3 separate regions of the Mus musculus genome follow, and all the other regions are linked to region 3. The links are chromatin loops, found by intact Hi-C in ENCODE. Cell type or tissue: left cerebral cortex. All regions are shown on one strand. Region 1 overlaps Mef2a (myocyte enhancer factor 2A). Region 2 overlaps Lins1 (lines homolog 1). Region 3 overlaps Lrrc28 (leucine rich repeat containing 28).

The links. A loop is a pair of places that touch in the nucleus more often than their neighbours do. Peaks named below come from ENCODE experiments on the same cell type or tissue, not always from the same donor. Only the 100,000 strongest peaks of a DNase experiment are listed, where the experiment ranks them.
Region 1: it touches region 3 in a loop (5-fold over the local background); 27 of 42 quality-filtered maps call a loop at or near these places.
Region 2: it touches region 3 in a loop (7-fold over the local background); 15 of 42 quality-filtered maps call a loop at or near these places.

Annotation. Positions count from the first base shown.
Region 1 is chr7:67,235,696-67,243,695 of GRCm38, reverse strand. Mef2a (myocyte enhancer factor 2A) reads left to right here. Exons shown (of 11, transcript NM_001291195.1): 9 at 3,256-3,382; 10 at 7,046-7,172. Among named protein-coding and RNA genes, the nearest start is that of Lysmd4, 17 kb to the right of the region's middle. In left cerebral cortex, a CTCF peak has its summit at 369 (motif pointing left); DNase peaks (open chromatin) are centred at 367 and 4,152; H3K27ac peaks cover 366 bases.
Region 2 is chr7:66,700,857-66,708,856 of GRCm38, reverse strand. Lins1 (lines homolog 1) reads right to left here. Exons shown (of 8, transcript NM_152815.2): 3 at 304-817; 4 at 114-218. The coding sequence starts at 738. Among named protein-coding and RNA genes, the nearest start is that of Lins1, 15 kb to the right of the region's middle. In left cerebral cortex, no CTCF peak of the experiment used is centred here; a DNase peak (open chromatin) is centred at 3,998.
Region 3 is chr7:67,626,209-67,634,208 of GRCm38, reverse strand. Lrrc28 (leucine rich repeat containing 28) reads left to right here. Exons shown (of 10, transcript NM_175124.5): 3 at 5,874-5,914. Among named protein-coding and RNA genes, the nearest start is that of Lrrc28, 15 kb to the left of the region's middle. In left cerebral cortex, CTCF peaks have their summits at 1,620 (motif pointing right) and 3,129 (motif pointing right); a DNase peak (open chromatin) is centred at 3,133.

The sequences.
Region 1 (8,000 bases), 390 kb after region 3:
AGGCACCCACTATTTTCATTTCCTTATGATGACATGTTTATGCATGCTGGTGTGTTTTTAACAGTTTCTTTTCAAATAAGTTTCTTTGTTCTTTATCCTTAAAATAAGAGATGATCTTTTATTTGTTCTGTGCTTGCTCATTTTTGGATTGGTATATGAAATATACTCACTGATTAGCTATAAATGTGATGCTAGATTATACAATGAATATCTTTGGGGGGAAATTCTTGAGTTAAGGATGCCACTAATGGTTGCATTATGGTTCAAACTGAAATAATTCATCTTTTACTAGACCCTGCTCTTTACCCTTAAATTATTGTCCTAAATGCTTTAATTATCTATCACTGTGTTGCCCTCTAGTGGTTCTGAAAGTCACTTACTCACGGAACACACTGCTTGCAGGGATCTAGCTGGTGGGCAGACCAAGTATGGAGGGTCATTATTTCTACAGTCTTTGAAGTCATACCAAGAAGTTGCCATGAAGATGCAACTCTAAAAAGCCCAGAGTAGGGATAGCCTACACAGAACCATCTGAACACTATTTTTACCTAGTTTTATTTGAGACCAGATTAAGTCTCTCCCTCAAAAACTCATTGAAATTGTTGACTCAGTGCTGAGCCTGAACTGTTTCTCCACCTGTCATACCAATGTGTGACACTGTGTGACTTTGCCTTCCTTAAAATGACACTTAACTGCAGAATCTCAGAGATAGTTTCTGAGTGTGTTGAAATGTAGAAATCATGAAGATAAGAAAGATCGCTAAAAAGTGTAGTCAATCACACTCTTTACAACTTCATAAACACCCATGGAAGGAGTTACAGAGACAAAGTTTGGAGCTGAGACGGAAGGAAGGAAGGAGCATCCAGAGACTGCGACTGCCCCACCCGGGGCATCCATACCATAATCAGCCACCAAATGCAGACACTATTGCATATGCCAGCAAGATTTTGCTGACATGACCCTAATATAGCTGTCTCTTGTGAGGCTATGCCAGTGCCTGGCAAATACAGAAGTGGATGCTCACAGTCAGCTATTGGATGGAAAACAGGGCCCCCAATGGAGGATCTAGAGAAAGTACCCAAGGAGCTGAAGGGGTCTGCAGCCCTATAGGTGGAACAACAATATGAACTAACCAGTACACCCTGAGCTCGTGTCTCTAGCTGCATGTGTAGCAGAAAATGGCCTAGTCGGACATCATTGGGAAGAGAGGCCCCTTGGTCGTGCAAACTTTATATGCCTCAGTACAGGGTAATGCCAGGGCCAGGAAGTGGGAGTGGGTGGGTTGGAGGGCAGGGCAGGGGGTTGGGAGGGTATAGGGGACTTTTGGGATAGCATTTGAATTGTAAATGAAGAAAATATCTAATAAAAAATTGTTCTTTAAAAAAGTTTAAGCTAATTCAGCATCTAAAAATGAAATCAGTTCAGAATGCAGGGAAGAATCAGAAACGCAGTTCCCTGGAATTCAGGAAGTTACGCAAGGCATTCTGTGCCCTAAACATTTGTTGATGGCTCTGATCCAAAGTGAAGTGAAAGAAAGGAGCCAGCTCCTGCGCCTGTGTTGAGGACTTCCCTAGCAAGAGTGAGGCCACAGTGACTCTGTTCTAAGCCTTGCACTTCTAGAATAATTTTATCTCATTACAGATTTAGTGGGATGGCTGTGAATCAAAAGGAATATAAATATATTTGTCTGTTTAAGTCACCAATGACACCAATAATATAAAGTTTTAACTACAGAAAGTCTGGGGACAGTAAAAAATGCTGTCTTGGGTTCATTTCTAATATACCTCTTCAATTATCAGCAGGAGCACTGAAAACCAGACATGACAAACATGTCTGTCTTTCTTTTGTAACAAATTAAAGGGTTCAGAGAAGTAAAGTGATGTTCTCCAGGCTTAGAGGTGAATCAGTAATTAAGACTCCAGTCATACCAGTACATCATATGGTTTTCAGATGCCCTGTGAGAAGATGTGTAGGAAATACAAACTGACCTGAGAGAAGCTGGAGTCCAGATCCTCAAAAGACCATCACCCGTCAGGCACTCATATTAGCCAGAGGCCTTCATTCATTCCAGTGCTTTCTGAAAACAGTTCAAGAGAAAATGCAGTCTCATTTGGACTCCTGAGCTCTGACACAGACCCCCAAAACTGTCAGTCATTAGGCTCTAACTATTTGTAAAAACAAATTATAGTTATCCTTTAGCTTCTTGTATACAAACTGTGGAGTCTCTTCTGTTCTCTGATACTTGATCCTGGAAAAAGTCAACTTTAGGTCAGTGTGAAGGGAAAAATTATTCTGCCATACCCCCTACACATGGAAGACAGGGGCTATCCTAATGTAGCTTCATCATTGAAGAGTTGACTTTTTTTTTTTTTGCCAGGAATAGGCAGTTCTTAAATCCCAGCCATCAGGAGTCAGAGGCAGCGGGATCTCTGTGTGTTCAAGGCAAGGCTGATCTACATAGCAGATTGATGTTCCCAATCAGCCAGGGCTACATAGACCTTCTAGGGGAAAGGGGACAAAAGGAAAAGGAGAAAGGGGTGGGGTGGGTGGGGTTGTCAACATTTTAATTTATTCCCAACCTGGCTAAGATACAATTATGCTGATACTATTAATACAGTCAGTCAGTATTTAGTAGCCTTTTCAAAAGTACATTATTAAAAAACTTAGAGCCTTTCCTTTCAGAAAACTGGAAGGCCAGAATGATACAGATCTGAGTGTGCTGTTAAAACCTGGATCACCTGCAGGGTGAGCAGGAGGGAAACCAGCTACATGGGATAAGCCACAGCCTAAAGCATTAGTATAGAAGGACTGAAAAGGACGTAGTTTTGTTCCTGTACTCTTACATTTATAATCTCATGTATACAAATTACTTTTGCTGCCATCAACCATTTAAAACATAAATAGACTTCATTTAATGTAGCTTGACAATACTTGTAATGATATCAAGTCCTCATTAAGTTATCACACAAAAGTGTTATCACCCATAAGGTAAGTTTCTATTTTAAGACATGCATCTGGGATTAATATGCTGTAATCTTAAAGGGGAAATGAATAATTAATACAAAGATAGATCTCTTAAATATTTAGTTATTCTCATTAATATCTTTAAGGATCTCATATCACTGTTTCAAGAAATAATGACATTCACATAAAACTGTGAAGTGTCACATTTAAATTGAAAGTTATTTTTAAAATCTTTAGTCTGAACATAAATACCACATAATTACACTTAATCTGTTCTCTGATCTCTCACAGAATGCCCAAAGGATAAGCAGTTCTCAAGCCACTCAACCTCTTGCCACGCCTGTAGTGTCTGTGACAACTCCGAGCTTGCCTCCACAGGGACTAGTGTACTCAGCAATGCCGACAGCCTACAACACTGGTGAGCCATCTCTGGGCCTTTTCCTGGACTCTGTTCTTGCTGCTTTCTAAACAAGGGGTACATGCTTATTAAGAATATAGCTCTGGGTTTTTGTTTCAAGTTTAAATGTATATTTTTAAAGTGCTAAGCCTTTAAAAAGTTACATAAAATGAGTTGATAATAGAATGAAGTAAGTTATTTCTCCAACATGAACTTTTACTACTTTTATTTTGGCGGCGGGGGTTGATTTTGGCGGCGGGGGTTGGGGGGGAGCAAAGGGGGGTTGAGACGGGGCCTCTGTGTAGCCTTGGCTGTCCTAGAACTCACTTTGTAGGCTAGACTGGTCTCAAAAGCCTTCCCCTGCTTCTCAAGTCCTGCAATTAAAGGTGTGTGCCACCATGTCAGACCTTTCACTGCTTCTTAAGAAAGAAGCAAGTAGCTATTGTCAAGTGTGGCCAAGGAAGGGAGGAGGCAAATTGCCCAGGTATTTTTATAAAGTCTTTTATTGCACACTATCTTTTTCTTCCTCAACTTTGAAATCAGATTGTTTTGTCTGTATGCTATAAACCTGCTTTGGGAAAGGGTTGAGGTCTCCTAGGGGTATGGAAGGTACTTCAGTGTGGCAGGCAAGATGTGTTTTTTCCTGTAGCTACTGGCTTGGTCTGTGTTATTAGACCCTGTGGAGGAGAATGAGCTCTTGTTTCTCCCCATAGCCAGTCAATCTGCTGCTAAGAAGAGGTTTTCATTCGTTTTGGTATTTTTGTTTCAGACTTTTGGTCTTAAAATATTCTTAAGACAGAAGGCTGTTAAGAAAGTTTAGGAGTAGGTGGACAGTGGTGGCACACACCTTTTATTGCAGCACTTAGGGTGGGGAGTGGGGTAGAGGCAGGCAGATCTCTGAGTTTGAGGCCAGCCTGGTCTACAGAATGAGTTCCAAAACAGCCAGGGCTACACAGCGAACACCCTCCAACCCCCTGTCTTGAAACACACACACACACACACACACACACACACACACACACACACACACACACACGGCGGGGGGGGGCGTCACAGTGAAGGGGGAGGGATACTGCTGGCTTAACCAGATGGCCCCTATGGAGAACTGGTGTGCAGAGGGTTCCCTGTGGGTTTACCATTCTAAGACAGGCAGGAAGAACAAGCAGTTTCACTTTCTCCCCAATTGAGCCAAACACCTGGCTCTGGGAAAGAAAGAAATAACACCTTGTCTGCCATCAGAAGACTGCAGTGCAAGGAAGTGACTTCTTTATGACGCTCATAAGTGGACTGTGGTAGAGATCACCTAATTTTAGACTTCAGAGTAAATGCTTTGGCATCAGTACTAAAACTGCTCTGTGAAGCTCCTGGAGGGACAGTTTATACCTTTGATTGGCACTTTAATTCCAGAGTTTTCAAATAACTTGTAATAGTCTTGTTGACAAAGCCTGGGGATGACCTTTACCGTCCCAAGTACCTGTGTGAAAAAACACACTGCTCCAGTCTGTCAGGTGCTTAGTAGCCTATGAATTGTAGCCCATTGTTTGTCTTGCACAGAACTAATTCCAGAAGAGGCCAGAGCTTAAACACTTCTAGAAATCCAATTAGAGCCCATCAATCCCTTGCTGCATAAGAGATTTTGAGTTAAGGGCATATCTTTTTGCCAGATGAGGAGCAGACACATCTTAGCTGGTAAGCATATGTAGGAAAAGTCCTGCACTGTTAGACTTTCTAGTTTGTACTCTGAGGTTGAGAAGATAGGCAAGAAGGGAGCTTGAGGTCCGATGGGCAGGTGGGTATAGCTGAGGACACCATTTGGATTGAGTATCAGAGTGAGATTGCAGTATTCTACATGTCTCATTGCAGGCATTCCATTATACTCAAGATTCTACTGTAGTGCTCGGTTTTTAGAAACGCCATTAGTTTCTAAAGAAAGTACATATATATAAGCATTTTAAAAATATTGCATACATCTATTTTTACAGAGTCTGCAAGGAATTTCTAAAACACATAAAGTAGAGTCAGGCTTCCTTAAAATCATGTGACTAAACATCAGTCTCATTCCATCCAAGGTCACTTTTACTCTCCTCCTTAGAATAGCTGTTTTGTTTGTGTTTTTTCTTTTCCCATATTATTGTATATATTATTTTTCCTTCTGTAGATACTTAGTAAGTAAAGGGATGAATAAAGGAGCAATTTTAAAAAATAGCCTGTGGGTCCCATAGACACTTGCTCATGCCCATCAGTAACATCACTCCAGCTTCAAGATGTATTAGCATGTGTGCCAGGTGCCCTGGCAGGCACTGTAAATAGAGTGTAGTCAGTAGTGGTACTGAGGTCTACCACAAGAAAGACAAGCAACACTGGGAAAGACCTGTCATATCGTGCCAGCCCTGACCAGGCAGGAAGCCACCAGGCAGAGCAGGGTGAGTGTCACAGGCCGGGCAGTTAGAGTTGAGCTGGAAAGGTGGGGATTTGTTGGGTATGTTACAGAGCATTGCAGTCATACTTGCTATTTCCAAACATGTCATTTTGGACTCCAGTGGTCTAGTGGTCATAGGACATGGCTCTTTGGTTAAGACTTGGTGCTACTCTTGCAGAGGATCCTCGTGTGGACCCCAGTACCCACTTCAGGCAATGCACAACTGCCTGTAACTTCAGCTGCAGGCAAGTCCTCAGTGGGAACCTTTACTCATGTGCAGAGATACCCAGAGACATAACTGAAATAATAAAAACAAATCTTGTTTTTTAAGTGAATGCCAATAAGTCGTAGAAAGGTTGTGTAGTGTCCAAGTCATAGTTTACTGGTGGCTTGGAATAGAGGAGTAGATTACACTGGGACCTTCACACGCTGGAGACAGCAAGGTAGGATTAACTAGAGTTGTTGCTAGCTAAGGTAAGAGCACAGCAAAGAAGTAATAGAACACTCACTTTCCTGGCCTGAGCTGTTGGGTATGTTGGTGCAATATATCAAGGAAGGAAGAACAGCTTTGAGGAGAACATGAGTTCAGTTTGGGTTTTGCCAGAATCAAGGTGTTTGTGGAGATAGCCAAGTGGAATAGGTCAAGTGGGTTATTGGATGGGCCAAGAGATCAAAAGAGAATTATGGACTAGAAGGGTCACTAGAGTGGACATCTGGCTGAGACTCTCTGGGCATGTCAAGTGTGAAAGGACAGTCACATATCACATAGAAATCTGAGTGCCAATGGCACCTTCTCAATTCAGCCTTTTTTTTTTCCTTAAAATATATTAATTCACTTGGAGAGCCAAATGCTTTAAACACCTTTCTTGAGACATGAGAAAAAAGTTAAAAGTAGGAGTCTCTGCCACCTTTCCTCAGAACTAAATGTAAGCCCCAAGTGTTAATGATGAACTTAAGTAACTACATGTAAGCAGTATCTAATATCCTAAGCCTTGGCCGCAGTAATTGTGACCAAAGCATTTGTAGAAAATGACTTGTATGTCATAGAAAGATGTTCATGAATTTGAGGTGACGTGTACAATCGGGGAGCTATTAAGGCAAATGTAGTTGATTGTGTCGTGATATTAGTTCAGCAAGAAAGCTTCTTTGTCCTTTCTGTCCCAATGAGCATCAACACGTGGTGATTCAGGTTTAATCCAGTGTGTCTCTTCTCCCCAGAGGTCAGGTACATTTGTCTGTGTAGTAATACTGCCCTTCTTTTGTAGATTACTCACTGACCAGCGCTGACCTGTCTGCCCTGCAAGGCTTTACTTCCCCTGGAATGCTGTCTCTGGGGCAGGCTTCAGCCTGGCAGCAGCACCATCTAGGACAAGCAGCCCTCAGCTCTCTGGTGTGAGTAACTGGAAATTTCCTGAGCTTTTGCACATGGCCTGCACACACTTCCTGTCAGTTCCCTTTTACTGTGTAGGCTATCAAGAACAAGCTCTGCCATGATTCTTGTTTATGTACAATTGTTGGAAGACTTTTCTTAACATAGCTGTAGATAGAGCATGGATGCTGCTGAGCAAACCAGGCATTCCTTGAAGGGACTTGGGGCACATAACTTTTCTTATTAAGCATGGAGAATCTCAGATGGTACCAAGGGAACCCTAAAATCCATATGGCACCTGCATGTTTCCTTCTCACTGCCTGCCAAATGAATAAGCCATTGCTTCCGAGCATCCGCTCTGAATCTGCCTTCCTTTTCTCCTTTGCTTTGGAGAAGAGGACAGCAGGCCTGTGCCTTTTGCATTCTCCTTGGATCTTAGTAGAAAAAGAGTAGGACTGAAAATACCCTGTGTTTGCATCAAGTGCCATAGGATTCATTTGATTGTTTCTGGCCCAGTTACCAACTACGTTATTCATAAAGGAATGCTCCTTATAGTCAGGGTGGAAAGCAGAGAGGATTTATGATGGTGCCCAGAAGGTACAAGTACAAGAGAGCATCCAGAAGAGGGACAGTGTAGCAGCAGCTAGCTGGCTGCTTTGCACCTGATCAGGCCTGGGACACCTTAGCTTCCTGCCCACAGTATCCAGAGAGCCAGCAACTCCTTTCTCTTGGATGATGAAAGAACCACACATGTGAATTGTAATCAGTAGTGCTCTGGAGAATTGTGTTATAGGTGAAAGTGCAAAGAATCTTAGGGAAAGGTTTTGTGGACCTGAAAGCTGGGCATTGGT
Region 2 (8,000 bases), 930 kb after region 3:
TTTGGGGGATCTTATTTCATTCCTACATTTTTGGATTTGCATTTTACTGTGGGTGAAAGTATCTTATTAACTCAAATATGTGAACTTTAAAACACTCAAGAGAAATAACTAACGTGCTGGCTTCTGACCTTCTCTCTCAGCTGGAAATACAGTAGCGAGGCGAGGCACTTCGCAGCCATGTGGGACAACAACTTGTCAGAATTCTGGAGCATGCGCATCTATAGCAAAACAAACACCGTTCGCCACACTGCTGAAGCCTTAGCAACTTTACTTAGTATCTTAATCTTTTTAAAAATGGCTCACCAATTTGGAATCGAGTTCAACAGACTGCAAAAGGACTTCAGTTAGCTCTCTGTACCCCTCCTTTGCGTGGGTCTCCGTTTCATCAGACAGTACCTGGCTCAGCATCGTGTCAATCACTGTTAACTGAAGGAGCTTCATCTCCCGGGTTCTGTCCATCTGAAGCTGTCTCTTGGGACACTCCTGTGCTCCAGGAAGGGTGGCCACCTCGTGGGAGGATGGCCCATGCTGGCCTGCCATGCCATCAAGCACACCACTGGCATTAGACTGAGCTACAGGGAAGGCTGGACAGCCATCTTGTTCTGAGAGATCTGGGTTGAGATAGAAGATGTAACCATGGACGTCATCTTCAAGAGTGGTTCCAAGAAGTACTTTCCTGTATAATTGATCCAAAATTTCTTGGACTATTTCCATTTTGATATCCAAAATGTATCTCATAAGAGAGTCAACAGCCACAGGAGTAAATATTGAAGACTTAGAAATACAATGGATCTCTAAGATGTTTCCTCAGTGAAGCCTGAAACAGAAAAGGTAATTTATAATTATGGGTGTTAAAGCTGTATTACAAGTGAAACAAGACTGTGTTCACTTCGGAAGTCTCAAGTTAGAGATAACAGTAGTTGTTGGACTCCTCGATTGGAAATTATTCTAACACTTTAAAATCACAATGACGAAATGCACACTTTACATGTAAATATCAGAACATAAAACTCTTTATAGTGTTGTTTGGGGGTGTGTGTGCAAAAGGGTGTGAGTACATTTGTGCTTGTGCATGAGTGTGCTTATGCATGCTAGGCTTCTGAGCTTCATCCCTAGACTTGTCTTTTAATTTTTGTTTGGAGGGGGAACTCTGTAAGCTGCCTGCAGTAGTAGGCTGGCCTTGATCTTACTCTAGCTCAGGAAGCCTTGAACTTATGATCCTCTTGCATCAGACACCCAGGTATCTGGGACCATGGGCTGGTATCACCAGGCCCAGGTGAAAAACACCAGCTTTCCTGTAACACTTCATGATGGCTGCCTCAATTCTCCATCATGGTACTGTTGAACGGGGAGCCAGACTCCTTTATATGGGGAGCTGCAAGCACACTCCAGACTGGTAAGCAACCCCTGCCCTCACCCAGTCTTTCTCAAACCTCTGCCATCTCCCAGCCAAAACACCATAGCATCAGGTACCAGATTCCGGCGACTAGAAATGCCTGCAGACGTTGTTAGATGCCCCAGTTTAAATCCACTGGGGTAAATCAAAATTTTTACCTAGGATAGCAAAAACTATTCTCAACAATAAATGAACCTATGATGGAATCATCATCCCTGACCTCAAGCTATACATTTGTGAGCAATTGTGATAAAAACTGCATGGTACTGGTACAATGACAGACAGGTAGATCAATGGAATAGAATTGAAGACCCAGAACTGAACCCACACACACACCTATGGTCAACTTGATCTTTCTCAAAGGAGCTAAAACCATCCAGTGGAAAAAGGAGCATTTTCAACACCTCTATGGAGCGCACAAGGGAGGACACCCACTCTGGAAAAAGAATATTGGAGATGTCTAATCAGGACATGGACATAAAATCTGAAATTAATCCTTACATGATGTTACATTTTTTCTGATGTAAAAAATTATCCTTTTAGAAAAAAAAAAGTAATACAAAGCTTTGACCTCTTGTCAAAAAATACACAGTACACAAAACATCTTCCAACAACCTCTTCCGGAAACATGGTATATAAAGCAGATTTTGAAGCGCTAGACTCAAACAAAATTAAAATATTTGCTTTCTAAAAAATCCTGCCAGGTGTGGTGGCGCATGCCTTTAATCCCAGCACTCGGGAGGCAGAGGCAGGCGGATTTCTGAGTTCGAGGCCGGCCTGGTCTACAAAGTGAGCTCCAGGACAGCCAGGACTATACAGAGAAACCCTCTCTCGAAAAAAAAAAAAAAAAACAAAAAACAAAAAACAAAAAAACAAAAAAAAATCCTATGAAGCTGAGACTGTTGCTCAGTGGTAGAGTCCATGATCAATATTCATGAGGTTCTAGGTTCAATCCCTGGTAGAGGGAAAAAGAAAGAGAGAGAGAGAGAGAGAGAGAGAGAGAGAGAGAGAGAGAGAGAGAGAGAGAGAGAGAGAGAGAAAGAAAGAAAGAAAGAAAGAAAGAAAGAAAAAAAGCAAAGGTACTTGTCTTAGTTAGAGTTTCATTGCTGTGAAGAGACACCATGACCAAGGCAACTCTTATACGGGACATCTAATTGGGGCTGGCTTACAGATTCAGAGATTCAGTCCATTATCATCATGGTGGGAAGCATGGCAGCATCCAGGCAGGCCTGGTGCTGGAGGACCCTTATGTTCTACATCTTCATCTGTAGGCAACCAGAAGAAGACTGACTTCCAGGCAGCTAAAAGGAGAGGCTCAAAGCCTACCCCTACAGAGACACACTTCCTGAAACAAGGTCACACCTGCTAATAGTGTCACTCCCTGAGCCAAGCATATTCAAACCACCACAGGTACAAAGACTTAGTACCATAAAAACACAAAATCAGAACTGATTCTAATTCTATAATTCTTCTAATGCAACCACATGGCTCTGTTGAGCCAAGAACTGACTTTCTGAAGTCAGTTCATAACTAACAGTCCTCAAAGAAACTGCCATTGGGTGTTACCAGTTACGCAGAAACAGAAGGTGGTCCCTAGCAACCTTACCTCCCCCGGCAAATGGGAATCAGAAATTCGATGGAGCTCACCTATCTTGGAATCTGCAGAGGCCAGAGGGATAAATAAGTCAGTTTAGATTCAGAGGGTACCGCATGGGGGCTGCTGCCCGTGGTCCCCAAGGTGTCACCTAGTTATGAGTGTAGAGCTGGGATTTGCTGCATGAAGAACACTGTGGACTGCAGTGTCTGTCTGTCTGTCTGTCTGCCCTCAGCAGCCACTTGCTTCCTCAATCCCCTCACTTACTCACCAGTGCTGAGCTCTCTCTGAAGAATAGAGGGGGAAATGCGGTTGCGATGCAGAAGAGAAGAGCCAGGCAGAAGCTGATTTTGAAGGGGAAGACAACCCTGAGGAACCCCATGCATACTGCAGAGACTTGTTTTGCACATTTACACACCGAAGATTATCCCTGAGCAAAAAGCTTCAGGAAGCACTGGAGAAGCCTTCCTGGAGGACGACAGTGCGCACCAACGCCTCTTTCTGGGCCAGCATGGCTGTCACCCCTAGTGTTTTACCTGATCTTTTAACCCGAGTCACTGAAAGTGTTCACTAAAGAGATCATCCACCTGCCCCTAGGTCAGCAATTATAGAAAAATGCCATCTAAGGTGAGAGTATTCCAAAAAAGCTGAGGTCTCTATAACCCAGGGCTATCATTTTTTTTTTTTTTTTTTTTTTTTAGAATTTCAAGTATTTTATTTGTTGTAAATGTCGGGGTATCATTTTTAAGTGTCCTCCGTACTAGCTGCCATTGGCAAGTGACTATTCTCCTACCACAACAGGAAACAAAAATAACTAAAAAGAATACCATTCTTAGAATAGCTGCAATAACAACCAGAGGCAGCTGATGTTGGCAAAGATGTATAGAAACTAAATCCTGCTATAACAGCTATTCTGTAAATTAATCTGGCAGTCTCTTCAAAGCTGCACATTTAGTTACCAGATGACCCAGCAACTGGGAAGTTGGCATTCATGCCAGAAAAATAAAGTCATGCACACAAAAGCTTGCACAAGATGCCCTTCACTGGGTGTGTGGAAACAAAGCGGTGGAGCCACACCATGAAGTAACTTTTCATCATCAACAAAACCCTATTACTACCTGAGCGGCCTTAGATGGCTCTCACAGGGATTATGTGGGGGAAAGGGGCAATCGTAGAAGCTGTGTATTATTTCTATTCCTGAAGAGTAAATGGGCAATGTAATACAGATGGAAGTCAGCCTCCGGCTGAGGGCTCCACCTCCTTAGAGGGTGGGGCTATGAAGGATAACAGGGGGCATGCCAGTGCTAACAAAAATCACACAGAGCTAGGCAAACATTCAAATAAATGTGCACAGATAAAGAGGGAAATCGGAGGGAGGCAGGTAGGTTGTATCAATTAAGATTTTGTTGTGTTGAGCAAGATGATGCCCTTGGGAAAAATCAGGAAAAAGCTACATAGGGTCTTGCTGCATCTTTCTTCAAACTGCTCATGACTCTACAATGACCTCAAAGAAAACGTATATATTAAAAGAAACCAAAAATTTTAGCTGAATAAAACAGCACATGCCTATAATCTCATTCTCAGAAGGCTGAGGCGGGAAGGTGGAGTTCAAGGCCTCTCTGGGAAACTTAGGGTGGCCCTGCATCAAAAGCAGGAGGGAGGGAAGACTGGAGATGAAGCTCAATAGTAGAATGCTTGCCTGGTATCAACTTTCAGAACTATAAAAATAATCAGACAAAACGCCTTAATTTTGGGAAGGGTTATAGTCACTTTGTAGCCTAGGGCAGCCTCAAACTCATGGTTCTCTTGTTAAAGTTCCTGACTGCTGGGGTATAAGATTAAGTTACCATGCCCAAACATACTAAAGACCCTGATTCTTAAAGTCTCTACACCAAAAACTGGACAGAACTGTACTAGAAAGTACATTTAAAATATTTCTAGAAACTAGCTGGGCATAGTGGTCCACACTTTTATTCCTAGAATCTGGAAGGCAGAAGCAGGAAGATCTCTTGTGAGTTTGAGACCTGTCTGGTCTGTCCACACAGTGAGTTTCAGACCAGCCAGGGCTACGTAGTGAGACCCTCTCTAAAAAACGAATAAAGCAATAAGTAAAATAATCAACAATATGAGCACGGGAGTTCATGTATATACCCCAGCTCTTGGAGCCTGGTGAAGGCGTAGACGGACATGGGGGCAGAGGAGTCCTAACATCCTTGGGGCCAGTGAGATGGCTCAGCTAATCAAGGCCCAATGTCCTGAGTCTGACCCCTGGAGCCCACATGGTGAAAAAGAACCAATGCGTAGGAGTTTCCTTCAATCTGCACATGTGCAAGAGTGTACACACAATCAAATGAATTTGTACAAAGTGGTTTAAGGTCAGCCTGGGCTTTTTACACAGCCAGGCCTTGTCTCTACATAAATATTTTAACAATACTAACAATGACACAAAGATCAACTTTGGTACACTGTAAGTTTGAGGTCAACCTTGGTTATAGTCGACTCTGATGCAAAAACCCGAAGTTTCCTAGGACATGATAGAACTCTGAAGCCTTCGTTAGAAAATGTGATCACTAAAGAACTGCCCATGTGTATTTGTACAACCAATGCTATTAAAAATAAAAGACCAACTTTATACAAATTGGCGGCTAGAGTTTGCCAAGAGATTCAGGAGTGAGCCTCAGCTTAAGTCAACAATGGTTTGACTTTAGTTTCCGCCCGAGCAGTTACATAGCTCAGATGCTGTCTATGATACTCAATGCAGAACCTGAAGCACTCCAAACAAAGGTTGTCCTCCAAGATTCTGGCTCCTAACCCACTGAGACATCATACGCTGTGGGAAAGAAGCAAGGATTAGTGGTTTACCAAATTAGCCAGGCTGAACCTCGACCAATCACAACTGCCTTCATTGCATACCACAGTCCACCACCCTGCTGCAGACAGTTCTGTTCTTGCCCAGCCCACTGCTCCCTTGAAGTGTTTTTCCTCTTTTCTACTCTGATATTAAGTGGTGAATTCTTTTCACCACCGACGAATCTGACTCATATTGCATCTGTTGGCATGGACTCTGGGGTACATCAACTACAGCTTCCACCTCTAGGGACCCTCGGTATGCTAAATGCGGAAGAGCTTAGAGAGTCGGAAAGCCTCTCCTCGGGACAACTTCCCCGTAGGGCCAGGTTTCCTCCCTTTAGGGCACGCTCACCTCTGTCCTTGGGGGTGAGAGGGTACAGTTCCTCTGGGAGTTCTGTCTCTGCCCCAGGGCCTTTGTAGTTCTCCACTGAAGAATGAGGACAGCTAAAGATTCCTGGCTGAAACCAGTTCCTTGTGGAGCAAAGGCCTCCCTTCTCTCAAACTCCATAGCCCTACAGTAGTGGGGAACCAGTGCTATGTTACCCCTCTAAACAGAAGGACTTCCTAACAGTCACCAACTGAAGACAACTCTGGTGGGATCTAAGGCCTTCTGCTTAGTTTGTAAGAAAGAAAGGACTGTTTCCTGCCTCTTTTAATGCCCAGTTCTCCCCACCATTGTGGTGACTACCTCCCAAGGCCCGGTTGTTTCTTGTTCCATCTTTTCTGACTGCCCTCCCCCTGAGGATGACTGCAGATTCTGGATCATGTAACCAGTGTCCCTCACCGTAACTGTTGGTTCCAGTGCCAAGATGTCCTTTAAGTAAGTTAATGTTCTCTCTGACATCTGAACCTCAGGTCTCTTGCGGACACTAAGTGTTTCTGCCTGTATGGAAGTGTATCCTGGGACTCGGAAGCCCAGGAACCATCAGCTCAGAGGGGAGAAGGTGTTCCAGTGGAAGGGCATTCTGAGACTGAGGGCTCAGGAGCTACACAGCTCTGAGGTGGGACAGTGTCCCGGTGAAGGGACTCCCGAGACACAGGAGCCCAGGAACCACATAGCTCTGAGGGAGGCCTCCTCAGCAGAGGTGTTGCAGCTCCCAGGGGAGGGGATCCCCAGCTGAGCTGAGGAGCTCAGGGGCCTCAGACACACTCCTCTTCTCTTTATCACTGCTTTTCTTCTTGCCTTCTTCCAATGAGTCTCCCAGGCAGGAAATCTCATGAAAGCTTTATTGGAAGGTCCAGGATGTGTAGGGATGTATCCAGGGATGGCTACCCTCTGCTCCCGGGAGCAGACACCAGGGGATCCAAAGGGGCAGTGCTTATATAGGATTTCTCAGTGGGTGGAGCTTCTCAGGGCAGAGGTTTCTAGAGTTATGATTGGTGGGATTTGAAGTCCTGACCTTGGGGAAGCTTAAGGATTGGTGAGGTTTTGTGAGAAGCTCAGAGATTGGTGGGTTTTCCTGCTCAGGGATTGGTGGCTTTTTTTCACCCACTTTTCCCTGCATCGGGCCCATGGGTTAAGGTGGGAAGTCCTTGTATCAGGTCCATGGGTTAAGGTGGGAAGTCCTTGTATCAGGTCCATGGGTTAAGGTGGGAAGTCCTTCCTGGCTGCAGCCAGCTTTTGCAGAGGAGCCATTTCTGTGGGGCTGTTGGGGGTAGGGAAGGGAGAAAAATTCTACAGAGGAGGTGCTGCCACTGTGGACAGCTTCTATGGGACAGCTCCTGTAATGGTGTCTCATGAAAGCTGTAAGCTAAGGCAGGAAAGGTGTGGTAGGTGTTGACACCATGGACAGCCCTTGAGGGGCTAGAAAGGCTGTGCACCACCTTGGACAAGACCTGTGAGGGGTGCAGGCTGAGGAGATTTTGTGGTGCAGCCATTTTTGACAGGAGTCACCATTTTGAACAGCTCTGTAGGACATTTTACTGTGGTAGCCAAAGACTGGGGTGGGAAGGAGGAGCCTTCTGCTGCTTTCATGGCTTTTGTGGTCACCATCTCTCAGCAAGTCCTTTAGTAAGGTGCTCTATCCCTTTTAAAAGTTACACATCAAATGCCTTGAACCTAGGGCCCTTTGTCCTCTAGAAAGATGTCTGTTAGAGACTCGGGAGCTGATCTCCAGTCTCAGTATGAGACAGTCACCTCCTTTCCCTTCAGACTCACCC
Region 3 (8,000 bases):
GATTAATGGTGTACAGCACTGCTGCCCAACCTCTATTCATTTTAATGCAAGGTTTTTTTTTTGAGAATTTAAACATATATATATGTTGTAGTAAAAATTAATCAGGGGTTTCGACCCCACCTTGGATCATATAGTTCTCAGATAAAAGATACAAAACCTTTATATTTATAATAAGCCTTAATATCAGTAGAGCTGGGCACATGTTAACCCTCTGAGCTATTTTGTCTACTTCCCTGTCAGTGACCCCGAGATAAGACTGGCCATGTTGACCGGAGCCTCTTCTACTTTGACTGGCCCTCATGGCCAGTTCTCATGACTCCTTACCCCATGGCGTCGTCTCTCTCTTCACTCTGCTGCTCCTTGTTTGTGCTTCAGACCCCAAGCCCTGGAACTAAAGCCCCACCTCCCTCTCCTCTGCCCAGCTAAAGGCTGTCGGCATCTTTGTTCAATAGTTTAAATTAAGGAGCAAGGTTACATAGCATGAGATCTGTTATGTGAGGATTTCCTCATCCCTCAGGCAACCGGATCTTGGGGCAGTATTTACCATTACAGTGCATAGAAGCAGACCAAACCTCAACATGTGTCTGTTGTAGTTACATCATTTATTCCTGCCCTCCCATCCCTTCCAGCATCTTGTCCGTCCCTGTTTCCTCTGATACTCTCAACCTTGTCTGTATTTACTCTGTACATCCATCTACCAACACACGTATAGAGTATTGCTCATGTTACATGCATTTAGAGCTGACGACCTCTTGGGATTGTATAACCTATTGGGGGCTCATCTCTGCAGAAAGCTTATTCTTTCTCACTCAGCAGCCTGGAGTTCTAGATTCTTTACATCCGTACCAACATTGATATTTTCCATTTTGTTGTTGTTGTTGGCATAGCTGTCCTAGTAGTTATGAAGTGATACTTCATTGTGGGTTTGATATGCACTTCCTGGAGGCTGATGACATAAAGCAGCATTTATCTATTGTGTTAGTTGACTTTTTATTACTATAGCAAATTCCTGGATAAGCAGCTTAGAAAAGGTATTTTGGCTTGTGGTTTTAAAGGTTCCAGTCCACCATGGAGTAAGCTGTTCCTCTGTGGCTGGAAAGCAACAGTAGAAAAAATGGGAGACGGGGAGGAGGAAGGCAGGGACTCAGATCCCCTCAAGTTGACATCCCCTGTGACTTAAAGGCTCACTGTCTCCAGATAGCAGCACCCTGAGAGCCAAGCCTTTAAGGAGCTTTGAGATCCATCTCTAGCAGATTTTTAAAAAAATTTTATCATTAGTCCATCTTTCAGTAACTTTTTTTGTTACTGGGTTACAATAGTTTTTATGTTCTGGGTGCTGGATCCTTATCTGATGTGTGTTTTGTAAATATTTCTTTCAGTCTGTACATTGTCTTTTATTTATAATGTCCTTTTCTGTACAAATGGTCTTAGTTATGATCATCTTTTCTCCTGTGGCAGCATTGCTTTTGTATAGCATCTGTGAACCCATTGCCAAATCCAATAGTAAGGCGATTTATTCCCTTTTAAATAATTTGTGTTCATTTTATGCATGTGGGTGTTTTGTCTGCAGTTATGTCTCTGCACCTCATGCATGCAGTACCTGTGGAGGCCAGAAGAGGGCATTGGATCCCGTGAGACAGGAGTTACAGATGGTTGTGGGCCAACATGTGGGTACTGGGAATTGAACCTGGGTCGTCTGGAAGGGCAGCCAATGTGCTCAACTGCCAAGCCATCTCTCTAGTCTAGCACCGCATGCTTATGTTTTAGATAAGTGATGATAACTGCTCTAAGAGCCAAAACGTGGGATGTGTTATTAGATGTGGGTTGCAGCAGGTGCTGAACCTTGGGTCCTAGTAGCTTTTAGCCACAGGTATTTCTTATTCCGGATGAATGCAAACAGTTGCAGATTATTTGAGTGCTCTGGCTTGCGGTGTTTTCCCTCACGGGTGAACCCTCACAAAGCTGTTACCATCTTAGAGTCGCTGTGGAGCATGTGAGTTCTTGTGAGAGAGCAGGAGTTAGGCTTCTGGGAGGTAGACAAACAGGGAGCAGGGTTATGGCTAAGTGATAAAGGAGACAGATTTCCAAAATGGCCAGCTTTTCCTTATCCTCCCGATTAAGACAAAAGCCTGACAGCTTTAAACAAAGCCTTGTAAGCTTTTGTCTCCTAGAAGCCCCCCTGCTGACGGACTGGCTCAAGGCCTATCAGGACAAGTCACACGACAGTTGTAGGCCAACCAACCAACTTCTCTTTGTTCAAACTGACCAACCTTAAGGGAAGAGCAATTCTTCAAAGACTTAACCCCAACCCTTGAAGAGAGTGATTCCAACCCTTGAGAAGAGAGTGATTCCAGCCCTTGAGAAGAGAGTGGGTTTTTGAGAAGAGAGTGGGTTTTTGAGAAGAGAGTGGGTTTTTGAGAAGAGAGTGGGTTTTTGAGAAGAGAGTGGGTTTTTGAGAAGAGAGTGGGTTTTTGAGAAGAGAGTGGGTTTTTGAGAAGAGAGTGGGTTTTTGAGAAGAGAGTGGGTTTTTGAGAAGAGAGTGGGTTTTTGGCTTTGTGAGTGTTCTGTCCACTTCCTAGGGGCCGTTTTCTGTGTGTTTCTGCTGGAAGCCTGTGTTCTCCCTCACCCCCCTTAAATGCCTTTCTTCGGCTGCTAATTCTGTCTGTTGCTGCTGGCCGTGTTTGAGATGATCCTGCCTAGCTCAGGATTGTGCCTGCCGTTTCTTTAATTGGCAGGGGAGAAAAACAAAATAAAACAGCAAGCAAACAAAACCCCAGAGCCTAACGAAGACCCCCTAGACTGTATCACATCTGCCCTGGTTTCTGAGGGAAAGGCGTGGGAAGGGCAGTGTCTACCACAGAATGTCACAGACCTGTTGTGTTTATAACATACATGAAATTCTTGTCCCAAGTTATAAACATTTAAACATTTTCACATTTAAGGGGAGTTTGAAAGCAACATTTTATGCCAGCATGAGAAACATGTTAAAGTTTATTTTTGTATTAGTTATGAAAAAAATTATTGATGTAACTGTTCATGGGATTTCTATTTTCCATGTACTGAAAATGTGGGATTAGAAAGAAGGGCGTGATACCACAGAGCACCAATAGGGGTCAGTCATGACCTGCTCAACAAATAGACACTGTTTCCTAGAACCAGCAGGGGTCAGTCATGGCCTGCTCAACAGACAACTGTTTTCTAGGTTGAGAGATGGATTTACTTGTTTTGTATTTCCAAAAGGCAGCATCCTCATGAACTACGGTCTTCTCAAAAGTTAGTGTACCTGTTTTTACATATAAATACAGTGTGTTTCACTTGTCAGTCAGCTCACACTGACACATGTCAGTAGCAGAAGTATAGTTTCAGTGTTTTATATATAGCTCTAACTCAAAAAAGCAAAACTTACCAAGCAGCTTACCATGGAATGCTATCTGATAGTCATGTAATAGACCAGATCCAGTGTCGCTAGTCCAGCAGATGAAGCTGGTGAGGGCCTGAGCCTTTCTCCCCTGCCCTGCTCTGTGCTTTAACGGGAGCATGCTGATTGAGCTCTTTGCCTTACAGTTCTCTGGTTTTGCTAGGTATGCCCATAAATGGAAGCATGTGTCGTTACTAGGAAAGATACCAATACTAAAAGACCATTCCAGGGATTTGTGACATCCGAAGAAACATGTTTGAATGCATACTGAGTGAGGGTTCACAGCTTGTACCACTTAAATGTTTAAGTAGGTCTGTCAGCAGTGAGATCTCAAAACTTCAGTCGTTTCACAATCTCTATGTTCAGTAATGCAGCTTATGGCAAAAGGGCATGTCCATATATACATAAGCAGTTAGACTGTACCTGTATGCATGTATGAAGTTGTTACTTTCTTATCTAAAATAAAACCAGTGGATTTCCATTCTGTTTAGGGTTTCAAAAAAAATTTATGCCTTAGAATAAAATATAAGCCCATGTATTAGTCATGTCTCTTATCATGGTGGCCTGTCTTTTCCACCTCTCAAACTGGGCCTTGCTTCCTGAGGCTGCACAATCTTCCCCAAAGAGCACCACCGTCCAGGGACCAAATGTTGAAGCGTTGAAGCATGGGTCTGTGATAAAGTTTTACATTACAACCTAGCAGTCCTTGCCACTTTGTGTAAAACTATCTTTATACTTGATTTTTACTTGGTTTCGCTTTTAAACTTACATACACTTGGGGGAGTATGTGCACGTGTGAGTCCTGGGGTCCAAGGAGTCCAGAAGAGGGCGTCAGAGCTCCTGGGACCAGAGCTACAGGTGGTTGTGAGTTGCCAGACAGGTTCAAGAGCAGGATAGTTTCTATTACTTCCTGTTGCTGTGATGAGAACGCTGCTGGAGCCCCAGCTGAGAACTCACACCTTGAGCTGCAAGAACGAATCCCAGAGCCAACTAGGAATGACAAATGGCTTTGAAACCTGAGCTTTGCCTCCTGTGACATACTTCCTCCAGCAAGGCCACACCTCCTAAACCTCCCAAACAATGGCACCAGCTGTGGAGGGACACCTCATTCAAGCCATCACAGGTTCTTAAGGCTGGCCAGGCCCCCAAGCACAGCTGCTTTTGTAGCCGGGTTTACAAAACCTGTTTTTATGTCTTTAGGACTACTGTTAAGGCATTGTCGGCCAATAGTTAATTTTCTAAACACCTCCTGCCCTTTTCCCTTTGCACATGTTACGTCTGTGCCCAGAAGGTGAACCAGAACTACCCCCCTTTCCACCTCATGCCAATCTCATATTCATCTTTAAGAATCCATGCCAGACCTGTTTTTGTTTTCTGAAAGCCATTCCTGGTTCTGCCATTAAAACTAGCTTACCTTTTGGTGTTTGGAGGATGTGGAATGAAAAACCCATTCTTTCTGTTTTTATAGTGTCCATCTTCATGTGCTTATAAATCTGAGCCATGTCTGTAGTTAAATACAGTTATTTACAGGAACAGCCCTCCTTTCACCCCACTCTTTTCAAGCTGTGAGTAGAATTGTAGAAGTTGTCCTTTGGAAAAGGACACCACCCCTACTCCAGCATATTTCATCTATTTCATCAGTCTGCCATCCCTCTAAGATAAAACTGTTGGATCACAGTCCTTGTTTCTCTTCATTCTCAACCTCCTTTCTCTCCGAGATCTGCCTTTCTTTAGCAGCAGGGGTGGGGAGCTGGGGATTGAGGGCTGTAACTGTGAGGCCACCATAACTAAGCAGTCCTAATAGCAGTGCCTTGCTCACACTTGGGAGGCAAGCATCCAAAATTAGGGTGCGCTCATCAGGGTAGGGTCCCCTTTTGGGGATTATAGAGTCTTGCGGGCCCTTCTCTCTGTGTAGGCTGTTGGCAGACCCTGGCATTTTTTTGTCCACAGTTGTCTCTTTGGCCCCTCAACCTCTTGGCGGTGGCCTTCTTCCTTACATGCCCTGAGAGGTGCCTGGTTTCTCTAAGGCAGCAGTTCTCAGCCTGTAGGTAGCAACCCTTTGGGGTTGAACGACCTTTTCCGGGGGGTGGGGTAGGGTGTTACCTGAGACTGTTGACAGATATTTATGTTATGATTCATAACAGTAGGAAAATCAGTTATGAAGTATCAACAGAAATAATTTAATGGTTGGGGTCACCACAACATGAGGAACTGTATTAAAGGGCCCCAGCATTGGGCAGGTTGAGGACAAATGTGATAAGGGATGCTGATTTTAACTGTTTGACTATACTAAGTGCCTTGTGATTAGTGTAAAAATGAATCCCAAACATGCTAAGTTATTATTTTCACATTCTCAAAATTTATATCCCAAGAAGATATTCTGTTATACTTAAGGGAATTAAAAATGTTAATACTTTTTAAAGATAAAATTTAATTCTGAGTTTTTGATTTTCAGCCAGAAAACCTTGCTCAGAAGCTTCCAAACCTTGTGGAACTGTGAGTGTGTTTATTCATTTTTTTTTTAAAATAAGAATGGGAACTTGAAGTGATTTGGAATAGTGGGACATATAATTTTAATTTATTCATCTGTGGTAACGTTTGGGTGTGGTTGTCATGCTGCTGCTCTGGGTAGATGGGAGGCTTTGCTAACCCCTGCAAAGGTGTGTTAGAGCCTTTAAGATGCTGACATAGCTCAGCTCAGACAATGAAGATGCTCTTCTGGGAAGTGCATGTTCCTGGGAGAATCCTACTCTTGTTATTCCTGTGTCAACCTGGATGTAGGCTCCCTGAGGGCACAGTGATGCTGGAAAACTTGGGCCTTTCCTCCACGTCTTAGTAGTGCCAGTACTTTGGAAGATTACCTTCATACTGCTACAAAACTTACCTTTTTGTTTCTGTTTTCTTGAGGTGCTGTGTGCCTTCTGTGTGCATGATAGGGAGGGCAGTGCTTGCCCACTGAGATACATCTCAGGACCCCTCAGTGCTTTTGTCAATTGTGTTTAATGTTTTGTCTGAGTGTGCACATATGTCTGTAGCGGTAGATAATCTAAAAGTCCTCTATGCTCCCTGTGAGTTCCTCTGCGGCTCTGTACCCACCCAAGAGCTCTGGATTCACAAATGAAAGATACACACACACACACACACACACACACACACACACACACAAAGCAACTTTTATATTTTAATGTGCCTGGTGTAGCTCTCGGCACTTCCAAACCTCCCCACAGCTAGCACATACTTCCTCCAGGATTCCTGAATGAACACTTTCTACATCTATATTTTATCTTTGCTGTCCTGTTTCCTTCTGGGTCTGCTTTCCCCTTGCACCTACATTTCGGCCATCTTACCCTCCTGCTCCTTCACAGCGTGGTCCGTCCTACACCCCTGTCATGCTGGACTTCCTTTTCCCTCCCTTGCATCTCCCTGCACAGCCATTGGATGCTAGCAACTTTATTTTCCAATCAGAGCCAACTGGGGTGAGCATCCCTTAGCCTTGTGCAGAACACTGCACACAGGTTTTTAGGTAACACAGTTAGCATGAGAACACAAGCCACTATGCGTGCATGCTCACCTTACTCTCTTGAAACAGGGCCTGCCACTGAACCTGTGCTCTGCTGGCTGGCTGGCCAGCAAGCTCTCAGGATCTTTCTGCCCTTGGCCTCCAGTGCTAAGGTTACAGACACACAAAGCTCTCTGTTTTATGTGGATTCTGGGTATCAAAATTCTGGTCCTTATGCTTGCAGAGCAAGCACTTTTACCACCAAAACATCTCCTAGCTTCACTTTTTGTTTTGTTTTGTTTGAGTTATGGTTTCTCTGTGTAGACCTGGCTGTTCTGGAACTCACTCTGTAGATCAGGATGGCCTCAAACTCAGAGATCTGCCTGCCTCTGCCTCCTCAGTGCTGGGATTAGAGACATGGCCACCACTGCCACACGCAGCCTGGCCACTTTTGGTTTTGAATCCGTGGTCTTTTGAGTAAGAATGTCTACTATAAGCTCACACATTTGAATGCCACGCCACCAGGGCGTGTCACTATTTGAAAAGATGAGAAGGATCAGAAGTTGGGGCCTTATTGGGGGTCGTGCATCATGGTGTCATGTTCATAGCAGTAGAATAGTCACTGAGACATAATGATTCATGTATTTGTGTTGAATTTACCCTCCTGGAAGATAAAAATTAGATAGCATATAATATTCTGTCCTAATTTGACTGTACAGAAGAAGCTGTACTCATCTCATCCTAGAAAGGCGTTTACTCCTTCCTGTCCGTTGCTCTGTTTGTTATTCTGTCTGAGTGTTGGGGAGGTAAAGGAAAGGCACCCTGCATCCATCTTTACACTGAGTCTTGGTCAGTGTCATTGTCCCGTCCTTTCATTCTGAAACTCTTCAAAGTAGCCAACGATAAAATCGAAGCTCAGGGAACACCCTCAACCTAAATGTAACCACACTCAACACTGCCGCTGGGTTTCCTCGCCTTCCTCCTGCCTGTGTAGTGTGTGCTGAGTGACAGGGGAGCGTCGTAGGTAGCTGCCACTTCCACGCCAGGACGCAGTCCATTCAGTGCTGTCTCTCTGATTTCCCT